Regions from separate parts of the Homo sapiens genome. Here region 1 is linked to region 2. Evidence: read pairs that join two places in POLR2A ChIA-PET (ENCODE). Cell type or tissue: PC-9. All regions are shown on one strand. Each heading gives the region's core, and the rest is flanking DNA. Links, peaks and the distances in the headings are about the cores only. Region 1 overlaps GALNT9 (polypeptide N-acetylgalactosaminyltransferase 9). Region 2 holds the start of LOC112268102 (a long non-coding RNA gene).

Evidence for each region. Peaks named below come from ENCODE experiments on the same cell type or tissue, not always from the same donor. Only the 100,000 strongest peaks of a DNase experiment are listed, where the experiment ranks them.
Region 1: POLR2A ChIA-PET joins it to region 2 with 15 read pairs; 2 of 35 experiments call an interaction of 5 or more read pairs at or near these places.

What each region holds. Positions count from the first base shown.
Region 1 is chr12:132,281,381-132,289,699 of GRCh38, reverse strand. GALNT9 (polypeptide N-acetylgalactosaminyltransferase 9) reads left to right here. Exons shown (of 11, transcript NM_001122636.2): 2 at 3,270-3,450. Among named protein-coding and RNA genes, the nearest start is that of GALNT9-AS1, 10 kb to the right of the region's middle. RefSeq lists enhancers at 2,044-3,243, 3,962-4,615, 5,270-5,923. In PC-9, for the core only: CTCF peaks have their summits at 4,887 and 5,327; DNase peaks (open chromatin) are centred at 242, 2,619 and 4,719; H3K27me3 peaks cover 823 bases.
Region 2 is chr12:132,441,564-132,449,882 of GRCh38, reverse strand. LOC112268102 (a long non-coding RNA gene) reads right to left here and starts at 8,047. Exons shown (of 2, transcript XR_002957440.2): 1 at 7,776-8,047; 2 at 2,877-7,551. RefSeq lists silencers at 23-92, 123-172 and enhancers at 3,128-3,814, 3,815-4,502, 5,190-5,877. In PC-9, for the core only: no CTCF peak of the experiment used is centred there; a DNase peak (open chromatin) is centred at 3,692; H3K4me3 peaks cover 1,950 bases; H3K27ac peaks cover 1,256 bases; H3K27me3 peaks cover 2,476 bases.

The sequences.
Region 1 (8,319 bases), core at 194-8,193, 160 kb after region 2:
TCAAAACACACTCATTCAGAGGCCTGGCAACCCTCACTTCCTCCGCAAGGAAGCTGTGAGCAGCAGCGTGGCTGGGGTGTCCCCTAACCCCCATGCAAGTGACGGGTGACCACAGTGAAGGCCCAGCTCCTCCACTCCTTCTGGCCAATGAAGCAGATTCAGGCAAAGCAGGGGGCGTCTGCCAAGTCCCCTTAGCTGTGTAACGTGACACTCACCGGTTCCAGGGATTAGGGTGTGGACAGCTTTGGGGCTACTGCCAACCACATAAAGTAAAACCAGTTTGCCATTCATGCAAGGCAGGGGCGACTGGAGAGCAAGAAGCCTCTTTTGGGATTAAATATATGACAACAAAACCAATTCAATGGACAGGCTAGTTGGCAACATGGCACGACAAAAGATCAAGCCGATGAGATGAAAACCAAGAGAATGAAAACGGAGAATGAAGCGTTGGGAGGCAGGAGATAAACCGGGAGGGGAAACGTTCACTTAACAGGGGTTACAGAAGAGAAAACAGGGATGGCAGATGGGAATACAGTCACATCATTAACAGAGCAAACTTCCTGGAGCTGAACGTTGGCATGAGTGTGGATTGCCACGCATGACTGTGATTCACGGCAAGATATGCCCTGACCAAATCTAGGATCCCAACAACAAAAAAAATCAGTTTCCAGAGACAGGCAGAAACAAAATGCCAGTCTGAATAAGAAAGAGGGTCCTGCTGACCTCAGAACGCCGGGCATTGGGCAGCCATCTGGAACCATGCTCAGCCACCCTCCTGCCGGGTCCAACGCTGGGCATCAGGCAGCCGTCCGAAACCACGCTCAGCCACCCTCCTGCCGGGTCCAACGCCGGGCATCGGGCAGCCGTCCGAAACCACGCTCAGCCACCCTCCTGCCGGTTCCAACGCTGGGCATCGGGCAGCCGTCCAGAACCACGCTCAGCCACCCTCCTGCCCCCAATGCTGGGCATCGGGCAGCCGTCCAGAACGACGCTCAGCCACCCTCCTGCCGGGTCCAATGCCGGGCATCGGGCAGCCGTCCGGAACCACGCTCAGCCACCCTCCTGCCCCCAACGCTGGGCATCAGGCAGCCATCTGGAACCACGCTCAGCTACCCTCTGGCCAGGCGGCCAATCCCCACCTGAGGCCTGAGCCCCACGGATGATGAGGTGTCTCTCTCTCTCGAGTTAGAAGCTGCTGTGCCTGCCTCTGGGAGACATCCAATTCCAGACTTTCCAAAGTGAAAAATGCAAGTGCAGTATCGATATTTTAAAATAGCATGATTACGTATTTATCTCACAGGATTAAAATAAGAAGGGGAAGTGATTTGTGTCATTTTTCAATTCTACGTCCAATCTGTATCCTTCAGTCCTACATAAATACGGACACTTTGTTTACTCATTTAAAATGGAATATTCCAGAAAGTCCAGAGGTTCCGGGAGGCTCAAAGCCTCGGCTCTGCTGAGGGGAGAAAGCCACTCACTGCCCTGTGGGGGGCGGAGGGTCACAGACTGGAATCTTCCCAGGGCATCGGTCCCTCCCTCCCCATAGCAGGAATCCTACAGAGATCCCACCAGGCTCCAGGAGCTGGCGCCGCGAGAGAAGGTCCCCTCCCAGGCGGGCAGTTGTGGGATATTAGCATCGGGTATTTCACAAGTTTGTGTTTCCACTGGCCTTCCTCCGAGGACCAGAGACCTCTCTGTGCAAGCTGACAAAAGGCAGCCCAGCCTCAGGGGTCCATGCCGCCTCTTTCTGGCTTAAAACTATTGCCCAGGCACCCGCCCCCAAATCCAAGATGCCCCAGAGACTCCCAGCTCAGAGACAGCCAATGGTGCCATCTTTGTGGGGAGACACCCCTCTCACTCCCGTCCCCCTGGGAACAGCATCTCCAAGCCGCGTCTGCTTGCCCAGCACAACTGAGCACCTAGAACTTTCCCTGGCCCGGCCCCCTTGGGCACCCATTCCACACACCCTGACCAAGCTGCGGAGCCTCCCTGTCAGCCCAGAAGTTCCACCGGCTCCTTTCCAGTCGACACTGCCCCACCCCGGGGTCCCCGTCCTGCCCCGATGGCCATGGGGTGGGTTGTGATTCCGTCTGTTCTTGAACCTCACGCCGGCGGCCACACGGGATGAGGTCTCCTGTGTTGATCTTTGGCTTGGCGTCACGTGTGTGAGCCACGTCTCGGCTGCTGCCTGTGTCGACGGCTCGGTTCTTCCTACCCCAGAGTAGCAGCACGCATGTGGATGTGTGTTCAGCTCAAGTTACACAGGCGGATGGTGTCAAGGGCTGGTGGGGATGGTGGCGGCGGCATGGCGTTTAAAATACCTAATCTTAGAGCCGTTGCAATTTTCGGGTTAATATTTTTAACATTAGTAGGCCTGACCATCAGAGCAGTTTCGGGTTGATAGAGACTGAGCGGAGTTCCCGCATCCTCTGCCCCGCAGGCACAGCGCCTGGGCGTGAACGTGTGTGACTGTGTCACTGTCGATGAGCCAATGCTGCCCGATGCAGGAAACTCACTGAGGGCCGTGGCTCACGGGGGGCTGGCGTGCGTGAGTGTGACTGTGTCACCGTCGATGAGCCGATGCTGCCCGATGCAGGTGACTCACTGAGGGCTGTGGCTCACGGGGGGGGGGGGGGGCGCTCACTCAGTGTCACACCTGCTGTGCGTTTGGACAATTGCGTAAGAACAAGTATTGGCCAGTGCAGTGACTCACGCCTGTAATCCCAGCACTTTGGGAGGCCTAGGTAGGTGGATCGCTTGAGGTCAGGAGTTCAAGACCAGCCTGACCAACACGGTGAAACCCTGTCTCCACTAAAAATACAAAAATTTGCCAGTTGTGGAGGCCCACCCATTTACTCAGGAGGCTGAGGTGGGAGGATTGCTTGAGCCTGGGAGGTCCAGGCTGCAGTGAGCTGAGATCATGCCACTGCACTGCAGCCTGGGTGACAGAGCAAGACCCTGAATCAAAAAATACATAATAATAACAGATATCCACCATTGCAGCATCACACAGAGTCCACTGCCTTCAACGCCTCATGTACCACCCATTCATCCCTCCCTCTTCCGCCTGGCACCGCCCTCTCACTCCGCGCACAGCCTTGCACTTTCTGGAATGTCCTGAGCTGGCAGCCTGCCATCTGCAGGGAGTTTGCTGGGCTTGTACCGGGGGAAGCGGCCGTCGGGGAGAGGGGCGGGAGGGGCGTCTCCTGGGTGCAGACGCAGCGTGTCCTGGGCCTGCCTGACCTCCCTCTCTTCCTTTCCCCCAGGCCTTGCCAAGCCCATCGGCCTGGTGGAGGGGCCAGGAGGCCTGGGCCAGGGTGGCTTGGCGGCCACCCTGCGTGATGACGGCCAGGAGGCGGAAGGCAAGTATGAGGAGTACGGCTACAACGCTCAGCTCAGCGACCGCATCTCCCTCGATCGGAGCATCCCCGACTACCGGCCCAGAAAGTGAGTGAGTGACTGCCCCCCATCCCCCGACGCCCGCCGAGGAAGTGACCGCCCCCCACACTGGCCAGGGAAGTGACTGCCCCCCACGCCGGCCGGGGAAGTGAGCGGCCCCCACGCCCGCCAGGGAAGTGACCGCCCCCCACGCCCGCCGGGGAAGTGACCGCCCCCCACGCTGGCCGGGAAAGTGAGCGCTCCCCCGTGCTGGCCGGGGACTGCCCCCACGAGCTGCGGGCTCCTGGGAGAAACGCGCAAAGGTCTGCTGTGGGAAAGTGGAGCAGTCAGGAGCCCCCACCTGTGGGGCCCTCCTGCCTCCTCTGTCTTCCCTGTCTCTCCTCCTCTGTCTCTCCTGTCTCTCTCTGTCTCTCCCTCTCTCCTTCTCTCAATCTCTCTGTATCTCTCTCTGTCTTTCTCTATCTCTCTGTGTCTCTCCCCCTCCCCTACTTTTGGCTGCGGGCATCCTTCCCAGGGCCTAGCCCCAGGCTTGGGGCACTCCTGCCATAGCTGCATCTGGGGATCACGGAAGCTGGGCTGAGGCACCATGGCTCACGCAGCAGAGGCGCCCTGTGTCAGGCCCTGCCAGCCCTGGTCCCACCTGCTGTGGCCTCAGTCACTGCTGAGCTGGGTGTCGCTTGTGTCTGAAGCGAAGGGCATTCCCGTTCCATCCGTGGCCTGCGCACCTCCCATCCTGTCGCCCCCAGGCTGCAAGAGCGGGTGAATCAGGAGCCGGGCCCTGGCCGCCACGGCTTTGCCTCAGTGCCACTCAGGATGGAGCTTGGTCGCTGACCCTCACACCTGCCCTGAGGGAGTAGCCGCGACAAGCGCCAGATTAATTGGCATTGTTGCTCGGATAAAGTTTGGCTGAGCTTGGCCTCTGGGCCTGGGAGCGACTGGCAGGCTTGGCCAGCCCCTCCTGCGTCTCTGTCCGCAGAGCCCAGCCCGCGACAGGATGCTCCCTGGGAGGGCCCCTGGTGGCATTGTCCTGCAGAAGCCGGGCGCTCAGGGCTGCCCAGTGGGGCCGCGTTTCACCGTGGGGTGGTGGCAGGTGGCCTCAGCCACACTTGCCTCCTCCTGGAGCTGCCTGAGGGAGGGCAGGCAGGAGGGCAGCCCCCTCTGCAGCTCCTGGTGTGGTCAGCCTGCCCCACCCGCCAGGGAACCCTGACACCGGGATTCTTGGGCCAGGAGCTCATTTGAGATGGGGATCAGGAGGCTGGCAGGGAAGAGAGGGGAGGAGGAAAGGCGTGTCTCAGCCCCATTCCATTCCTTGTGACTCAGGCAGTGGTTCCCAGGGCGTTCACTCACCTGCTCTGGGGTTCCCCATGTGTGGACAGAGGGAGGCGAGATGCTGGACAGGCCCGCAGGGTCCAGGGGTGCAGGGAGCGCCCCGGGCTGCGTGGAGGTTGGTGCAGGAACCCGGAGCTCCCTGTTCTAGCCAGGTGGGGCCCACTTCACACCCTTCCCACAAATGCGTGCTGGGGACTGATTCTAGGTGTGATGAAGCTTCCTTAGACAGCACGGCAGTGCGAGTGAGGCGTGCCCAGCTCCCGAGGCTCTGATTCCTCCTGGAGGGGGTTTCCCCGAGTCCTTTAGACAAACAGGGCTGAGGCCTGGGCATGGAGGCTTGGACACCTCAGCCACATCCAGAGTGTGACAACATTATTTTATTTTCATTCTACTTATTTTCATGGTTACCATGATTTAACACAAGTGATGCCAGCTTTCCATTTGCAGCGGTGAAATGAAGATTCCCTTTCAAATAAAAAATGCATTTAGTTTTAAAATAGGCCAGTTTAAAGAAACATGCTCCATAAATAAGAACACAGTGGTGTTTTCATGTGGCGCCAGCTACAGGCATGGGGCTGGAATGACTTCGGTTTGGAAAGCGGCTCGTGTGTGTTAGCCAGCCTGTGCACTGAGGGTGCACGGTGTGTGTGTGTGTGCGTGCGCGCGCGTTGTGTGCGGGTGGGTGTGGGTGTGTGCGTGTGCACCTGCATGTGTGCGGGTGTGTGCGCATGTGTGCATGTGTGCACAGGAGTCTGTGTGTGCACGTGTGCACACACATGCGTGGGTGTGCGTGTGTGTGTATACGTGCGTGTGCGTGCATGTGCGTGGGTGTGCGTGCATGTGCGTGTGTGCATATGTGTGCGTGTGTACATGCGTGTGTGTGCATGTGTGCACGTGTGTGTGTGGTTTTTGAACGCTCCTGTGTGTCCTGAATTTGGGGGTGAAATCTGTTTGCTCTCAGGGCTAGCCCCACTGCTGGAGTGAGCACCGTTCTTGGCTGTGAGCCTCCAGGCAGCTGTGTGGCAGGAAGACCCCCGAGACCACCTTGACGGTCCACAACTTGCTAGAAGGACAGACAGAGCCCAGACAGGCTGCTTTTCCCTGCTGTGGGTTCTCACAGCAGAGGACATGGGTTAAAGTCAGCAGAGGGAAGAGATGCCCAGGCAGGGCCCAGGAGAGGCCAGGTGCGAGCTCCCAGGTGTCCCCTCCTGGGGGGGGGTCCCATGGACTTGATTCTCCGGCACCCATGTGTGACAACACGTGCCAAGCGAGGCCAGCCAGGAGCCCCCGAGCCTCGGTGACCATGGTCCTCACTGGGCTGGTCTCGTGGACATGGCTGACCTTGGTCTCCACCCTCCAGAGGTCAGGCTGATGCCGTGAGGCCAAGTGCCCACCGTGAATCCCACCATTGCACAGACCAGCTGGGGCTGCCAAGGCCAGGTGAGCAGGGCTGTCCTCTCCGGCAGGAGGTTCCGGGGCAAGGAGGGGCCGGATGTGGGCGCTCAGGGTGTGGAGGAGCCAGCTGCCAAGTTAACCCTTTCCTGCTCACAGCAACAGTGGAAACATCAGAGCCATCTGACAGAGGAAGGTCTCCAAGTACCCCGCCCCGTCCCCATCATTCCTCCCGTCACCTGGGAGGCTTCCAGCCGTGAGGAAGGCGCGACCCGGGCCCTGCTCTCCCGGCCTGCCTGTTTTATCTCCTAGCTCTTGCTGTAAGGGAGGAAGGCTGCGTCCGGCACTGGTTTTCGAATCCCTGCAGGCCCTCGGTCCCCTGTGGAGTCCTCTGGAGGATCCCAGCACCGCTGTGCGTGACCTTGGTCTTGTTGGCCGGCGGGGGCCCTGTGCGTTGTGGGGTCCAGTCGTGGGGGCCGGGTCGTCTCTGAGTCAGGACTGAACCCGAGCTGGGGGTGAAGCCCTGTGTGACCCTCTGCGTCCCCCCGAGGTTCGTTTTCCAGAGGCCTGGGAGTCTGGACCCGGCTGCTGAGCCAGTGCAGGGTGGGGCGAGGGTCTCTCGGGTCCCATCCTCGCCCCATATCAAGGGGTGGCTTTTCTAGCACAGACGTGGGCCTGCGTGTCACAGACGGTCGTCATTTGCCTCCTGAGGTCCTGTCCCGGCTCCAGATGGAAGTCCACACCCCCCGCTCTGATCCATTTCAGCCCAGCTGCAGATCCCGCCGCCCAGGTCTAAACCAGTCAGAGCGTGAAGGTCACCCCAGACCTAGGGGTTGGCTCAGGGCTGGTCAGGTGGTTTAAGCCAGTCCAGTCAGAGTGAATTCTGGAATTACCAGCGGGCCATCGAGAAAAAAACAGGCAGCCTTTTCCCACAAGATGAAACCAAGGCTGGGAGCTGGGGGAGCTGCAGCAACCTTATCATCAAGAGGGGAGAGCTTGGAGCTTCCAGGGTCCCTCACGAAACCCAAGAAGGGGCCAGTGTCTGAACACCTAGATCCAGCTGTTCCCAAAACAGACCCACTTGACTTTGCAATAAATTACCACATGCGTGCACACACACATGCACACGCACACACACGCATGCACGCACACACGCACACACACGCACACACGCGCACACACGTATTTTTAGTTTTTTCTTTAAGCACATCTGAATTGGGTTTTCTGTTCTTAGAGCTGCAGGGGTCCCATTGGATTCCCCCTCTGTGGGATGTGGGACCCCAGGCCTGGCCTTGCTGTAGTGGAGCTGATTCCCCCTCTGTGGGATGTGGGACCCCAGGCCTGGCCTTGCTGCAGTGGAGCTGATTCCTCTTCTGTGGGATCAGGGACCCCCAGGCCTGGGCTTGCTGTAGTGGAGCTGATTCCTCCTCTGTGGGATCGGGGACCCCCAGGCCTGGCCTTGCTGTAGTGGAGCTGATTCCTCCTCTGTGGGATCAGGGACCCCCAGGCCTGGGCTTGCTGCAGTGGAGCTGATTCCTCCTCTGTGGGATCGGGGACCCCCAGGCCTGGCCTTGCTGCAGTGGAGCTGATTCCTCCTCTGTGGGATGTGGGACCCCAGGCCTGGGCTTGCTGTAGTGGAGCTGATTCCTCCTCTGTGGGATCGGGGACCCCCAGGCCTGGCCTTGCTGTAGTGGAGCTGATTCCTCCTCTGTGGGATGTGGGACCCCCAGGCCTGGGCTTGCTGTAGTGGAGCTGATTCCTCCTCTGTGGGATCGGGGACCCCCAGGCCTGGGCTTGCTGCACAGTGGGGGCTCTTGCTCTCCTTTTGAGGGTTCAGCATCCTGCTGCCTCCCCCCAGGTGTAGGTGGCCGCTGCTGTAGGAAACCTGTCTGCCAAGATAAAGTCTGGCAGAAGTGGCCAGTCCCAGCTTTGTTTTTACGTCACAGAGAACGACATCGGGATGAACCTTGACAGAGCCGGCATTTGCTCTATACCCTCACTGATAGAAACCCAGTTTATAGATACTCTGGTTTGAAGGCACACAGCTCTCTGCCTCCTGAATTAGAGAATGTGAATTTTATATAGATATTTACACATGTATTTATATCCCATTTCTTTCCCAAAAAAAGTGAGGAGGCTTTGACACCAGTGACACACACACTCCCACACCCAGCCCACCCCTGCACACGTGGCTGA
Region 2 (8,319 bases), core at 41-8,040:
GTGAACACAGCACATGCTCTCTGCCCTCCTGGGGCCCCCGGAGGTTGGTGGGGAGATATGAGCCGCGGTCATCACAGGTAAACACATCACTCAAATAAGTCAAGGGGAAGTGGGGTGCCGGGAGGGGCAGGCTGCATTTACGCCTTACCTAAAATATGCTTGCCGCAGGGAAGGTGACATTTCAGCAGACTTGAAGGAACTAGAGATATCGATGGAGGTTTCATCCTGAAACCCGAAACTAGAATGCAAGAAAATATGTTTTGTTTATTTATGAAACTGGGTAGTGTTAATTACAACACTTCATTTTTAGAAAGAAACACAATGAATCTACAGCTGATTTTTGGAAGTTGCTTTTCAGACAAAAATGGTTGAATGCCACGACATAACAGCCTTTATTTGTGACTTTCAAAGCATGCTCCAAGCGGGGCAATTTTTGAAAGAAAAAAAAAAGGTAAGTTTATTGAATTTCCTAAGCACTTCTCTCTTTTTAAAAAAATAAATTTTTCAGCCAGGTGCGGTGGCTCACGCCTGTAATCCCAGCACTTTGGGAGACCGAGGCAGGCGGATCACCTGAGGTCAGGAGTTCGAAACCAGCCTGGCCAACATGGTGAAACCCCATCTCTACTAAAAATACGAAAATTAGCTGGGTGTGGTGGCATGTGCCTGTAATTCAAGCTACTCAGGAGGCTGAGACAGGAGAATCGCTTGAGCCTGGGAGGCAGAGGTTGCAGTGAGCCGAGATTGTGCCACTGCACTCCAGCATGGGCAACAGAGCAAGACTCCGTCTCAAAAAAAAAAAAAAAAGGGCGGGTGCAGTGGCTCACACCTGTAATCCCAGCACTTTGGGAGGCCGAGGCGGGCATATCACAAGGTCAGGAGATCGAGACCATCCTGGCTAACACAGTGAAACCCCGTGTCTACTAAAAATTAGAAAAAATTAGCCGGGCGTGGTGGCACGCGCCTGTAGTCCCAGCTACTCAGGAGGCTGAGGCAGGAGAATGGCTTGAACCCGGGAAGCGGAGCCTGCAGTGAGCCGAGATCGCACCACTGCACTCCAGCCTGGGTGACAGAGCGGGACTCCGTCTCAAAAGAATGAAATAGGGTCATCAGAGGGTGAGCTTATTTAGAAATAGGGCCGTGTCGCAGATGTGATGAGCAAAGATGAGGCCATCCTGGACTGGGGTCCTTCCACAAGGGGAGATTGCCAAGTTATCCTCAAGCCAAGGAACTTTTGGAAGCCGGAGGGAGGCTTGTGTAAGTCTCCCAGTTTGGGATGATTCAGTCTGTAGCTCGGGGCCAGTCCAGATTCATCAAGGGAGAAGCCAGCACAAGGGGCGGCCACCCTCTCACTCAGTGACCCTTAGCTCCACGTGAAAACACACTCAATCTCCAGAGACCTCGGCCTCTCATTCCGCTGCATCCTCAGGCCCAGGCTTGGAGTCCTTGATCATATCAGAACGAGGGCTGGGGAGGAGGCCCTCAGCGTCTCTCACCCACATCTCCATCTGAGGAACTGAACTAAGAAGCCTGGGATCACAGGCGTGCACTTCTCTGGGGCCCTAGACCCAATATGCGATGACAAGGCAGGGGCGGGACGAACACGCCGACACCCCCGTTCAAACAGCAGGGACAGGAGGAGCAGACACGGTTGGCAGAAACCTGAGCTCCAGCCAGGTCCACACCAGCAGCTTCTAGGTGAGCACCGCCTGCTCCTAGGAGCTGACTCTTTGTGACCCCAGGCTGTGTCTCCTGGGCTCTTGGCTGAGGTCAGAGTTAAGGTCCCTCTTCTGCAAGAGGTGGCCTGTGCTTGTGGCCGGGCAGCTTCTCAGCCTGCCTCCTGAGCATAAAGAGGCCTGTTTCCACACCGAGCCGCCTCTCTCTGACGGCACTTCCACAACAGAGCTCTCTGCAGAAACCCTGTGTGTCTCCTGCGGGCGTGACTGAGTTAACCCACACCTGCTCGCTGGGGCAAGCTCTTGTCTCCTTGGGCTGAGACCCAGGAGGCTGCGGAAGGGCGCCCTCGAGGTTCCCAGAGGCCTGACTGTATCGAGTCTAAAAGATAGCTTGTGAATCTTGCAAATCTCAATAAAGCTGCTTCAGCCACGCCTTTGAGGTCTTCACCCTTAGGCCAGAGGCCATTTCTCACTTTGAGAACCTGGTACTGGCTTAAAAGACTGTCCTGGGCCCTCTTGATTCCTCCAGATTCTGCAAACTCAACGGCTCCTCACGTGCCTGCCCCCCACCTCCCCGCCCCCAACTTCAGCCTCTGTCTAGACAGGTCCTCGCAGGGCCACGACCTTCCCCGCAGCCAGAGGTGGTGCCACCCCAGCGCTCCGCCTGCCCTCAGCGGGGGTCTCCTTCCCATCCTCCTCCCCAGCCTTCCCACCATCCCCCGTAGACTCCTGGAGGCCCCCAGGTTCTGCGTGACTCCAAAGGTGACAGCACATATTTGGGGTGCTAATCATGGTGGCACCCCATTTCCTGGCACCCACTTCTCACTCGTAAGATGGCTTCTCAGGATGGTGCCTCCCCAGACGCACGGACTCTGGGCCTGTGTAGCCAGTGGCATGAGCTGGAGGTGGCAGACTGTGACTCTGAGACGGCGTCTTAGTAGCCCTGGAACTCCTGCCTCAGCTTTGTGGGATTTGTCCTAGGGGAGGCCAGCTGCCTGCCAAGAAGCTTGATGACCCTGGCAGCCATGCTGTGAGGGGGTCCAAGCTGAGCGTGGAGAGGCTACTCAGAAAGAGATGCTGGACAGCTCCAGCCTGCATTTGCTGCAACCACACTGGAGACCCTAGGCAGGAAGCACCCAGCGCAGCCCAGTCAACTCCAGAGCCCTGAGCACTCACGGTAGATTGCTATTTAGGCCATCAAGCTCCGGGGAGGCTTATTTATTTATTTATTTATTTATTTTTGAGACGGAGTCTTGCTCTTGTTGCCCAGGCTGGAGTGCAATGGTGCAATCTCGGCTCATGGCAACCTCCACCTCCCGGGGAAGTTTATTACGTAGCAGGAGATAACTAAAAGAAAGTGCATTTTGTTACATTTTGTTGGCTGATGGGTACATTGTCAACAAAGCTGTGCCGGGATTGCAGCAGTTTGAGCAGGGAGGGTGTGGGGTGGGACCTACTGCATAAACAGAGATTTTATTAGTGGATAGTTCTCTGAATATAGCCTTGAAACTGTAACCACCCAACGGGTTCTTCTTGCCTGACAGCCGATTTATCAGGACAGGAGAATTGCAATAGAGTCTAGTGCATCCAGAGCCAGCTAGCAGGAGACTGGAGTTTTATTATTACTCAAATCAGCCTCCCTGAAAATTTGGAAACTGGAGTTTTTTAAAAGATAGTTTGGCAGGCAGGGGGCTAGGGAGTGGGGAGTGCTGGCTGGTTGGTCGGGGATGAAATCACAGGGGCTGAAGCTGTCCTCCTGCACCGAGTCGGTTCCTGTGAGGGCCACAGACCGGAAGAGCTAGTTTACCCGTCTGGGTGGTGCCAGCGGAGCCGTCAGAACGCAGGGTCTGAAGAACCTCTCCAGCATCAATCTTAGGTCCTACGGCGGTGACGTCATCCACAGGAGCGGCTGGGAAGGGTCCTGTGGGCCTACGATGGTGACGTCATCTACAGGCGCGGCTGGGGCGGTATCCTGTGGTCTTACTGTGGTGACGTCATCTACAGGAGCGGCTGGGGCGGTGACTTGTGGTCTTACGGCGGTGACGTCATATACAGGAGCGGCTGGGAAGGGTCCTGTGGTCTTACGATGGTGACGTCATCTACAGGCGCGGCTGGGGCGGTGTCCTGTGGTCTTACGGCGGTGACGTCATATACAGGAGCGGCTGGGGAGGAGTCCTGTGGCGTCTGGCTGCGTGAATCCTGAGCCGGAATTCCTAATCCTGCTGTTATTTGTCGGTTTTACAACGGGACTGGTCCCCCCAAGCGAGGAGGGAATCTGTTTTGGGGAGGGGCTGTTATCCTTTTTGTTCCCAACTTAAACTGTAAACTAAGTTCCTGTCAAAGTTAGTTTGGCCCACGCTCAGGAAGCAGCCGGGCGGGTTGGGGTGGAGGCAGGTGGAGCGGGTCAGGTTGGCCTCTGCCACTGTCGTGATTCCTCACTACTACCGTCTTAGCAAAGGCGGTTTCAGAACAGGGAGGGCTGAGGCCAGGAGCACGCCGGTGGCGGAGCCTCTGCGCCTGCTGTTCATTAGCGGATTTTGGAGGAGCCAGGGGAGTGTAGTCCCTTCAGGAGGCGGCGGAGGGAGGTGGGAGGTGTTTGGGGAGCTGGCAGGTGGGCTGGGGCCGAGCTCACAGCCTTCCTTGCAGGGGGAGTGGGGCCTCGGGATCTGAGAGCTCCTCCCCGCGGCCCTTCCCTCCTTTCTTAAGGGCCTAGAGTGGGTGGAGGGTGGTGCTGGCTGGCAGAGTGGGGGTGGGGGCAGCGAATGAGGGGCAAGTGTTTGCGTCCTCTCAGGCCTGGGGGCTAGTGCCACATGGAAGTGAATGCTCTCTGTCAGCAGGTCGGGGTAACTGGCATAACTGCGTTGTAATTACAGGAAAATTGCTCATTAATAACTGTGTTAGCGAGGCAGGGCGGAGGCAGATGGCCAGGGCAGATGCAGTGGGGCTGGGGGTTTCGGGGGTGGGGGTGCTGGGCTGAGCCTGGAGATGGGGGCGGAGCCCTGGGGTGGAGGAGAAGATGGTGTTTGGCTGGGCCCGGGCCAGGAAGTGGTTTTGCAGAGGTGTTTCTGCTAAAACGTTCTCCGTGCCCGGCAGCCAAGGCTGCAGAGTAGGAACTAGGCCTTCTGCTTCTGCTCGCGCGCAAGGCTGCCACACTGAGAGACCGGCGTTGGGCCTGCACCCGGTTCCCCCTTCTGCAGAGGCTCCGGGCCTGCCTGCTGTGGGGCAGATGGTGATAAAGGAGAAATGAGAGAAGCCTCAGAATACCAAACCGATCCCACTACCAACGCGGGGGACTGGGGTGGGGGCGAGGGAAACGCAGCCTTGGCCGGCGGGGGGTGAAAGTGATGTGGGTTGGAGAGAGAAGAGACCCCTCCCCACCCCACAGCGGTTCAGAGACAAGGCGGGAGGAGTGACGGGGGCTTCTGTATGCCTGCAAAACACCCCCATTTGTGCCCCTTTAAAAGATTCTAGTAAAAATATAAATCACGGAGGACTTCTGTTTCTGGCCAAAATGGAGTGAAAAGGACTGGATTCGCTCTCCCATTTGAAAACACAGAAGAGGTGCTTCCGGACATCGGGCACCAGGTTGGAAAGGACGAGAATCCCTGAGAAAGACACAGACAAGGCGGGGCTCACAGTTTCCTAGCCCCGGCCTCCAGCGTTGCTCCAGGCTGCATTCAGGGCGGGGCCCGGTGGAGCCCAGCAGACCCCCTGGGACAGGGGAGACAGAGGGCTCCGGGAGGCCCAGAGGGTTAAAGTTCCCAGGACAGGGCATGGAGGGGAGCGTTCAGAAGAGCCCCAACCCAGCTTGGGAGGAAGCCGCCGGAGGCCAGGGGCAACACTGTCAGAGAGCGTCCGGCCCTACACCAGCAGCCCACAGTGCCCGTCCCCCAGCCTGGAGGCCTCCCGAGGGTGGCGGTGGCATCTCACAAGGGTCTTGCTCCCCAAAGAGGGATAATTAGTGTGGACAAAATGGGCAGAACATTCGGCCCTGACGGCCACTTTAAAATAAGACCTGAGAGGCCAAACCTTTTCCATGTAACTGAACCGCACGCCAGAAAAAGGTGCAGGAATGTTTCCACATAAACACAAACATCCACACCCAACAAAGGCGATGTTAACAATGTCTGCCATCGATTCAAAGATTACATTCGGGGAAGCAGGAAAACCCACCCGTAAGGGGAGGAAAAATCCACTGCGAAATCCTGGTCAGAACTAACACAAGTGTTAGAATCGCCAGACAGACACTGACAGTCATCCTGACTGCATTCCCTGTGTTGAAAGAGCTAAGTAGAAACATAGACCATTTAAAAATATGCAAACCAAACTTCTAGAAATCAAGGCTACAATGGATGGGGTTCACAGACCACACATGGAGGAAAAGGTGAATGATCTTAAAGACAGAGCCAACGATACAGCACCGTATAAAACAGGAAACATAATAGAGTAAGTTAAAAGAGCATCCTGCGTGAGTTGCAGGTTCCAGGGGCCCGGCACCCCCGTGAGTGTAAGAGTACCCCACGCACAACCGTAATACGTATGGGGGTCCCTGAAGAAGAGCCGACCATGGAGACACTGAAAAGATATGAAAAAATCATGACTCCAAAATTTCCAAATCTGACGCCAACTGTGAACTCACAGATGATAGAAGCTCAACAAGCCTCAAGGACATGAAAGGCGAAGAAATGGGACAGAGGCCCATGGAAGCCAGAGTGCCCGGCCAGCCACAGAAGGTCCCTTTCCAGGTCACCGGAGGAAAACACACGCTCTCATTTCTCCTGAGGAGCAACGCGAGTGAACCCACGCAAGGGCAGCGTCGTAAGAAGAAACCTGTCAGCAAGAACATCTCTCAGAGACAAAGGTGGAACGAGTGTCTCCGGAGGTAATGCCTGAAAGAGCAGTGGTGAGCGGACCCGCTGTGGGGCACGGGCGTGTCCTCCCGGCAGGAGCAGCGCAGATGTGGGACGACAGACGCGGAGCCCCCGGAACAGCCACGGCGTGGTGAATTAGATACCTGAGATTTGACAAATGGATGAAGTATCCGTCGAAGGTAATTGACTGTTTAAACAAAATATTCACAGTGCACTGTGGGTTTTTTTTTTTTCGGGGCGGAGTCTTGCTCTGTCCCCCAGGCTGGAGTGCAGTGGCGCGATCTCGGCTCACTGCAAGCTTCACCTCCCGGGTTCACGCCATTCTCCTGCCTCAGCCTCCCGAGTAGCTGGGACTACAGGCGCCCGCCACCACACCAGCTAATTTTTTGTATTTCTAGTAGAGATGGGGTTTCACCATGTTAGCCAAGATGGTCTCGATCTCCTGACCTTGTGATCCGCCCGCCTCGGCCTCCCAAAGTGCTGGGATTACAGGCATGAGCCACTGCGCCCGGCCTGCACTGTGGGTTTTAAAACACGCATAGAGTGTGGCAGCCATGGTGCCCAGGCCATGCAGAGAGACATGGGGACGTGGGAAGGTTCTTGTATCACCGTGGAGTGGTGGGTTTCACCTGCAGGAGCCGGGGGTCCACGGGGACGTGCACTGTAGACCCCAGAGCAGCCGTGGCACCGACGTCCTTGCGGGTTGTTCAGAGACGCCAGAGTGTGGGGGGATTCAGTGACTTGGGGTCTCATGGGCTCGTTGGCTGATTTCTGTCTGGAGCACGCGCCGGCTCTCTCCCATTTTCTACTCCGTTGAGACCAAATTAAAATGGAACCGGCCACAAAGCAAGTGGGGCTTCGTGTCCACTTCTCCGAGGCTGGGGCCGGGGGCATCGCCTTCCTGGGAGTGCAGAGGAACGCGGGCAGAGTGTGTGCCATGGCCTTGGCCAGAGGCGATGGAGCCAACGCAGGAGGCTGCACCTGCCTTCCCCGAAGTCCACCGACACCTGTGAGGAACCAGAGAGGAGACGAGAGCTTCATCCAGTGCGGCTGCGAACAGCCGGGATTCCACCGAGGCAGGTGAGGAAGACCCAGTGATCTGGGAGCCTCCCCTAGGAGAGCGAAGCCTGAGGAGTGGGTGGCCGGGGTTGGGACCCAGAGGGTGACCGCAAACCTGCTCTGACCAGACGAGTGGGTGGCCGGGGTAGGGACCCAGAGGGTGACCGCAAACCTGCTGTGACCGGACGCATGGCAGGAGCAGGGAGGGCGTGGGAACCAGGGTGCCTCCACTGGCCTCTGGCAGAGCCGGAGCTGCTGACGCCAGGACCCGTGGCACTGAACCTGGACACATGGCTGAATGCCAGGGCCCATGGCACTGGACTCAGACGGATGGCTGAGTGGGGAGGGATTGGTAGAGGCCAGTGCCCAGCTCTTCCCATCTGAAGACAGGCAGAGGAGCCACGGCAAGCTCGAGCTCTGGAGGCTGGAACAGGTGCAAGGCTGGGTCCATCTCTGTTCTCCATGGACCTAGGAGGAGATGTCGCGGTTCCTGAATCTGAAATGGACATAACAACATTCCTGCTCTGAGGAGCTCCCGGGAAGAGCACATAAGCCGACCGAAGCCCCTGTGCCTGGCGCCGAACGTGCTCTCAACCCACACCCGGCTCCTGACACGCCCTCAACCCACTCGCTGGCAGGGTCAAGCCACCCCCGAGTCTGCCTCAGCAGAGTCCCCAAACCTGAAGCTGGCAGATTTGAGGCTAAAAAACTAAAGA